Linked DNA regions of Homo sapiens: region 2 is linked to region 1. A link is a loop called in an ENCODE intact Hi-C map of the cell type or tissue named here. Cell type or tissue: PC-3. All regions are shown on one strand.

The links. A loop is a pair of places that touch in the nucleus more often than their neighbours do. Peaks named below come from ENCODE experiments on the same cell type or tissue, not always from the same donor. Only the 100,000 strongest peaks of a DNase experiment are listed, where the experiment ranks them.
Region 2: it touches region 1 in a loop (6-fold over the local background); 3 of 110 quality-filtered maps call a loop at or near these places.

The regions. Positions count from the first base shown.
Region 1 is chr1:76,898,920-76,902,919 of GRCh38, forward strand. All of the region lies in intron 2 of ST6GALNAC5 (ST6 N-acetylgalactosaminide alpha-2,6-sialyltransferase 5), which reads left to right. Among named protein-coding and RNA genes, the nearest start is that of ST6GALNAC5, 33 kb to the left of the region's middle. RefSeq lists an enhancer at 1,058-1,597. In PC-3, CTCF peaks have their summits at 2,433 (motif pointing right) and 2,637; a DNase peak (open chromatin) is centred at 2,432.
Region 2 is chr1:77,029,779-77,033,778 of GRCh38, forward strand. The region is part of intron 2 of ST6GALNAC5 (ST6 N-acetylgalactosaminide alpha-2,6-sialyltransferase 5); the gene reads left to right. Among named protein-coding and RNA genes, the nearest start is that of MIR7156, 28 kb to the right of the region's middle. In PC-3, a CTCF peak has its summit at 1,661; a DNase peak (open chromatin) is centred at 1,703; H3K27ac peaks cover 1,756 bases.

The sequences.
Region 1 (4,000 bases):
TGGGACTGAGGGGACAGGTGGGAGGGAAACAAGGAAGATTTGGGATGAGTTGCATTGGGAACAGAGACTAGGGAGGGACTGATGTGTAAAAGAATGCCTGGACATCAGGCACCTCAGACCGTTTGCCTATTTTATGACAAAAATTATTTAGAACTTGTAGGGTGGAAAAATTGAAAGTGCCATTTTCTGGCTATTTGGAACTACTGTCGAGTTTGTATTGGGGTCAAGCGGCATTGCAGAAGAAAATAAGATGGTTAAATTTTAGGTCAGGTGAGAGTTGAAGAGGTTTTAAGTTCTTAAGAACACAGGCTAAGGGAGAAGAAGGAGGAATGGAAGGTGAAAGCTTGCCCATAGTGAAGGAGGCAAGCCCAGAGAAAAGACAGTAGAGACACAGAGAAGGGGTGGGGGTTTCTTGCCCTCCAGAAAAGCAGAGAAGGGGTCGGGGTGTGGAAATAAGGGGTTGGGGCACAGAGATAAGAGGTCAGGGCATGGAAATAAGGGATCGGGGCACAGAGATAAGAGGTCGGGGCACAGAAATAACGGATGGGGGCACAGAGACAAGAGGTTGGGGTTCCTGCCCCTCCCCCAGAAAAGCGGGACTTGCCGCTAAGGGTGAAGGACCAAGGCAGGCGTCCCTGCGTGGTCTGACACCACTGAAACCTGGGTGAATAATCAGAGAGGCATCCTTGCAATGATTAAACACCAAGGGACGGCTGCCTTCCCTAGTCCGTGACTGGTGCCGGAGTTTTGGGTCCACAGATAAAAGTGTCTCCTTTGTCTCTACCAGAAAATGAAAGGAATTGAAATTAAGAGAAGGGAGAGATTGAAGTGTGGCGCCAAGATTGAAAGAAGAAAGACGTTGAGGGATAGTGAGAGAGGTTGGAGAAGAGAGTAAAAAAGGCTGCTTATTGGATTTAAAATTGGTGAGATGTTCCTTGGGCTGGTTGGTCGGAGGACCAGAGGTTGTAGGTGGATCTTTCTCATGGAGCAAAATGCAGGAGGACAGGGGATTGATCTCCCAAGGGAGGTCCCCCGATCCAAGTCACGGCACCAAATTTCACTCGTGTCTGTGTGAAGAGACCACCAAACAGGCTTTGTGTGAGCAATACAGCTGTTTATTTCACCTGGGTGCAGGTGGGCTGAGTCTGAAAAGAGAGTCAGCGAAGGGAGATAAGGGTGGGGCTGTTTTATAGGATTTGGGTAGATAAAGGAAAATTACAGTCAAAGGGGGGTTGTTCTCTGGTGGGCAGAGTGGAGGTCACAAGGTGCTCAGTAGGGGAGATTTTGAGCCAGGATGAGCCAGGAGAAGGAATTTCACAAGACAATGTCATCAGTTAAGGCAGGAACAGGCCATTTTCACTTCTTTTGTGGTGGAATGTCATCAGTTAAGGCAGGAATCGGCCATCTGGATGTGTACGTGCAGGTCACAGGGGATATGATGGCTTAGATTGGGCTCAGAGGCCTGACATTATCATTCATAATAACCAGAACTTTATATTCTTAACTACAATTATTAAAGATTTTATAGGTTACAATACACTGGGATATACCTTTCTCAAAGAAACATTTAATGTTATCCCAGAATTAAAATATACTTTTGCAAAATAAAATGTTTATCAAGTCTGCCAAAAAGAGAGCCAATTATTTTGGTTTCTCTCTAGGATTTTAATAAATTCCTTTGATACCTAGTCAAAGCAGTTGAGCATCCTCACATTGAACAAAATGAAAGCAAGGAAGCGATCAATCTCATTTGAAAAGTGAACAAACATAAAAATCATTATCTTTTAAAATTTTTCATTTTTACATGTTGCAAAGAAGAATAACCTTTCTTATGTTTCTTGCATGTTTCTTATTTCCTCAGTAATTAAAAAATCATATTTAGATACATTTATTACTAGTGAATGCTTTTTCATAGTTTTAATCACATTGATTTGTTGAGAATTATCAGAAAACATAATTATTCAGATAAGGAATTGTGAACAGTCTTATGGATTAATACGTTCTCAGAACATCAGTGTTTTAGCAAATAAGATATTATTTACAGTGAGCACATTGTTAGCCTCACTAGATGTCAGTGTAGTTCTAAGTAAATATTTTATATAGTTCCTCAGTAGTGTTGAATGAGAAGATGTTTTGCTTTAGAACTTAAAGATTGAGAAGATGGAATAGTTGCAATAAGTGTTTGTGGTACATTAATTCCAACATCCTCCTCTGATGAAAACACATAATTGGTAAATTTATACACATCAACACAGGGCCAAAAAATAGTCCAAGGATGTAAATAATTATGGATTCATAGGATACATTGTGCTTCCTTAGTCACCAATGTATTTTCCGTACATTGAAAAGTCTTACTGTACATCACAACATGCTGGTCAGCCTTTTAGGGCTTTTCCCAATTGCAAAGGGAGCATGGTTACTCCTCCTGCCATGAGAGGGCAGCACTGAGATTGTCTCCAGCCCAGGAAGCAGTGGGCACTGTTTAGTATGGGTTAGCACCTAGGTTTTTATGTGGAAGCATTCAAGTCAGGCTGTGGTGATATATGTTCTCAGAGTCTACCATAGTATCATTTTAGTGCTTTTATTACAAGTCATCAAACACTGTATCTGAGAAACATGAGGATAAATTATGGTACATTCAAAAACTGCTGATAAATAGCAAAGAAGAGAACAGGGTACTTTGGGAATATAAGGCCTTTTGCGTGAGAAATGTTTTGTGCTAGCTATGAGTGAATTTTCTACAAGCAGAGAAGTTCCATTTGGTCCTCTGAACTGGTTAACATTTTCTTGATTCTTTGCTTAGTGTAGCAAATAAAATTCTGTTTATTCTTTTTGAGAGTTCCCAAAATATCTTTATTGATTTGGATTTTGCTTTTTCACTTTATTTTATAGTTGATTTTAAGTTTTTCTTGAGTGTGTTCATCAGATAGCCATATAAAATGGAACAATGCATTTGTAATAACAAATATTATACATGATATTTTTTTGGCCAGCCCAGTTGCACAGTCAACTGAGAAAGTGGAAGTTATCACTTTCCTCTTAATTCCTTTTACATATTTTTCCTCTGGATGAGAAAATGTTACTTTCTCATATCCAGAAAAGTGTTATAAAATGATACATTGAGATCATCTGATTCCCTCTTTATTGTGATTGTTTCTTTAAAAGAAAAAAAAGCAGAAAGGGGCCATGAACTTACAAAGAAAGTTTTAAAGAATACACCAAAAATTGTTAAAACAATAAATGAGTTCATCAAGGCTGCAGGGCACAAGATCAATACACAAAAATTAATTATATTTTTATATACTTGAAATAAATGATCTGAAAATGAAGGAAACAATTCTGTTTACAATAGCATCTAAAAGAATAAAATATTTAAGAATAACTATAACAAAAGAAGTGTAAAACTAATACTCTGAGAACTATAAAACATTACTGAAATAAATTACAGAAGATCTACATAAGTAGAAAAACAGCCCATGTTCATGGACAAGAAGATTTTAATCTTGTTAAGATAATAGTGCTCCTCAAATAGATCTAAAGATTCAGTACAATCTCTGTTGCAACTGGGATTCTCTAGGCCAGTTGACTTCTTTGTACAAATTGATGAGCTGATCCCAAAATTCATATGGAATTGCAGGGGACTCAGAATAGCCAAAACAATCTTTAAAAAGAAGAATAAGTTGAAGGCCTTTCAAATTTCATAACTTCCCAATTTCAAAACTTACAATAAAGTGACGATAATCAAACATATGTTACTAACATAGGGATAAACATATAGATTAGTGGGATAGAATTGAGAGTCTACAAATAAATCTATATGTCTTTGGTCACCCGAATTTAACAAGGGCACCATGGTTATTCAATAAAGAATATTTTTTAAACAAATGGTGCTAGGATGATTGTATATCCACATGTAAAACAATGAAATTGGGCCCTTACCTCACACAATATAGAAAAATTAACTCAAAGCAGATCAAAGATGTAAATCTAAGATGTATGT
Region 2 (4,000 bases), 130 kb after region 1:
AAATGAGGCTTAAAACAACATAAGCACAGTCCCATTTAGCACCAAATCTTATTTGTCTAAATTATTGTTGAAGGTTCCAAATTGATTTTATACTTTCCTACCTAAGTGAACAAAACTTAATTTAAGCTTTTCTTGATGACTTAGGATCACCATTATGAATGTCATTTATGGGAATGCAGTGTGTTGTATACCAGCAGCTTTTGAGTGGTGTGGAAATGTTAGTTCCTGGGCTGAATGCCTCCTGAATTCTAGGCTGTTCCATTAAGTCTCTTCATTAACCTCTTGGGTCCCTTAGAATTTTTACAGTCACTGTGTATTCTCAATACCTCCCATTTCTATGTTTCTCTGCTTTCTGATTTCTCCTGCCATTTTTATTATTTACTAACCCATTCATGTAGGTTTTCTTTTTTCTTCTTTAAGACTCCCCAATCCTCTTTTCTTTCCAGTCCTTTCACTGATTTTGTTTTGCATATTATGGTGGAAAGAGCAGGCACACATGTGGGAGTGGCTTTGGCCTCAGCACTGACACTAGCTGTGCTGCAGAAACTATGACCTTGAGCAATTTAACCCCTGAGCCCCTGTTTCCTCAATATAAACTAAGGTGGTAATATGGATCTCACAGGCTTACATTGGGGTTAACTGAGATGCTAGTAATAGTATAAAAATTCATCTGTAAAAATTGATCGTCATTATGACTGTTATTTTGGCAGTTGGACCTGGTTTTTATTGTCGTCGTCAATAGAAATAGAAAGAGTCCATAGGACTCCAGGGAGTTGGAATCCAGACATGAACAGAGGAATAGCTAGAATACTCGAGACATCTCTATGGAGTGGACAGCTGAAGCCATGAGTCAGGCTCCTGAAAGTCTCCAAGAGGTTATAGATCTACTAATGTGCTTAAGCAGAATCTCAAGAAAGGTCTAATATAAATGGATGAAGCCATAAGAGGAATATCAAGAAAAGAAGACTGGATAAAAATATTCCCTGTTTCTAAGAAAAGAAGAAGTTTTCTAAACCTTGAAACTCTTTTAAGCTATCAATCCTATCTGCCACCATTCACTCCCAGCCTTCTTGAAGGAGCAGGGGGCCTCCATCTCTTCTTGCCAGGAATCTGCTTCTTGTATTTTACAATTCCTTGCCAAATCTGGGCAGAGTCAGCGGAGTGAAGGCAGTTGTGTCTGGGCAGTCTGCCTAAGAGTTTCCATTACATAAACAGTAGGTGCTTAATAACTTGCATTGTGCACATAAAAGGGAAAAAGAAGAAAATGTGATTTTTCACTGCTACAGAGTAAACCATTCTGTGGCCCCAGAGGATGCATCATGTTTAGCAAGATTAAAGCAGGTGGCAAAGTCCCTCCCCAGTGGGTACATCACAGCTAATGTCCATCAATGATTAGCAAATGAGTAGACGGTGCCTTTGTCAATAATCCTGTTTCTACCCTCATGCTTTATTTATTTAGCTAATGGCTGCCTAGCTGGTAGCTCATCAAGATGGTGTTTACTGAGCTTGGCAAAGTGAAAAATTATGATTTTGTTTACTCATGTGTTTCCAGCTGGGGTGCTGAGTTGTTATCCAGGCAGCTGATGACCGTTCTTCCACTCTCAGAGCCCCTAACACAGGCAGTTCAGTAAACAAACCATCAGCTTGAGAACCAGAGCATCAACACTGCCACAATCTGGTTATTTGCTACTTTGCAGTCGTCAGTGTCCAGAACCTCAAATGATGACTCATTCTGGAACCTCCCTTATACTTAGATAATAAAACAAATAGAAGTCAGGTTAAGTGTAATTGGTTTAGTTTGAGCTATTCAGTTGTTTATGAGAAAAATGAGTATTTGCTCCAAATTAAATATTTGATTTGGGATAGTTTTGTCTCTTGCTCTATACTCAAGCATGTAAAAATAGAATGGAAACCCAAACAGAAAACCTGGGAGAGACTATCACTCTGGAATGGTTCTCACACATGCACTAACTAATTTAGTTATTTGTACAGCAAATATATAGTGAGTACCTACTGTGTATTAGGTCCTGGGGATATTGTGGTGACTTAAACCCAACACAAACATGAACCTAGTTCTTCAGAACCTTGCAACTTTGTAGGAAAGAGAGACATTGAATCAGTGATTGTCAATATGATGAGAATTATAAAGGGAGAAACAGGGTGCTTCAGTAGTCTTGGAGTTTAGGGAAGGATCCTTGAGAAAGTGATGCTTTGAATGGGAGATGAAGGAGTTCCAAAAATCATAGACAGCGAAAGGCAGAGAGGGTAAGCTTAAATATTATTATTATCTCAGTTAAGTCACAAAATAACTCTGCGAGGTCAGTATTATTGCTCCGGTTTACAATTGAGGAGACTTGGGTTCCAGGGGAAGCACGTGCAAAGACCTGAGACCAGACTTTATGAATAGTGCCACTTGGAGCTACAAGGTCGAGCAAAGGCAGTGTGGCTGGAGTAGAGAGGAACCATGAGAGGCATGAGATACAGAGGGACTTGCCAAGGAGTTCCTAATTAAAAGTGCATTTTAGAAAGCCACTCTGGCTGGTATGGAGAATGGATTGAGGTGGATGTAGGAGGACTGGCTTAGAGGCATGGCAGTGACTGGGTGAAAAAGATAGTGAGTTGAACCAGGGGTGGAGTCAGGGGAAGCAACCTGCAGGAAGATAGAAATGATTAACGTCAACAGACATACAGGAGGTTGGGTCAGCAGGGTCAGTGAGTGGCTGGATATGAGGGGAGAGGCACTGACAGGTTATTCTACATGGCTCTCTTTATATCTGTAACAATTGAGCCATAATAATACTAATAGCTGCTCCTTACTGAGTGTCTACCATAGTCATTCTATAGATGAGAAAACTGAGACTGAGAGTAGGGAAGTACCTACCAATAGATGACTGAACTGAGATCTGAGCCCCAGCCTGACTCCCAAGCCAGTGCTCTCTCCACTCTAACACTGTATTTATGATTCTGGTCAATTCAATATTTTTCTCATTTGGTTGACTGAAACCTCAGATTTTTCCCCCAATGTAATTCAGCTATATATACGACTCCAAGTTCTCATAATTCTTTTGCATTTGACCATTAATTCTCAGTTATCTTCCAGATTTCGAGCCATGCTATGTTTATCTTCAGGCCATTTCAAACAGCAGAGGCCAGAGAAGCCAGTTTTGTGGAATCGGGCTTGTCGGGCCACATTAAATATCACCTCACTCTAATGAAAATGCAGGTTTTTGTTTGTTCTAATGAGCGCAGGGGGCCTTTATGTCCAATCTCTTCCTAGAGGAAGTAATTGCATACGAGTGACCTTTGAAGGAAATCACATCAGGGAGTTATTTGAAGGCACTGAGGTGAGCCAGTGCGTAACATCAACCAATGTACTAGCATTTCAGAAAAGAAACAAATAGGCCTGTCCCACTGACAACTCATCCATGCCCCCTTTGGACAGAGAAAAATCATCTACTGCTTGCTGAGAAAGTGAGGCACTGAGGCACAGAGATTTCTTTAACTATTTCTTGAACACCTACTGTATGCCATGCACTGTGCAGAATCGCTGCCTCATGGCACTCCTGTTTTAGTGGCAGGGAACAGACAATACAGAAATTTTTAAAAAGTTTAAATCATTAAAGATTTTGATAATTACCATGAAGGAAACAAATTGGATCATGAGAGGTGGTGAACTGTACCTCAACTTCCTCATCTAGTTAAAAAGGAGAGAATGGTGGAACTTGCCTCTTGGGGCTGTCTTCAGGACTAGGTTAGATAACGTATGTATTGGGCTCGGAAGAGGTCCTGGCACATTAGTTGAACACTTAGTCGTGTTATGTGGGGTAACATCGTTGTTATAGAATAAGTGGGGGAGGCAGTCAGGAAGGGCCTCCTGGAGGAGGTGACATTTAAGCTGAGACCTGAGCGATGAGGAGCCAAGCTTATGAACAACTGGGAAAGCAAAGGCTGGAGACCAGAGAAGGAATGCTTACTGTTTCCCAGGAACAGAAAGGAGAGG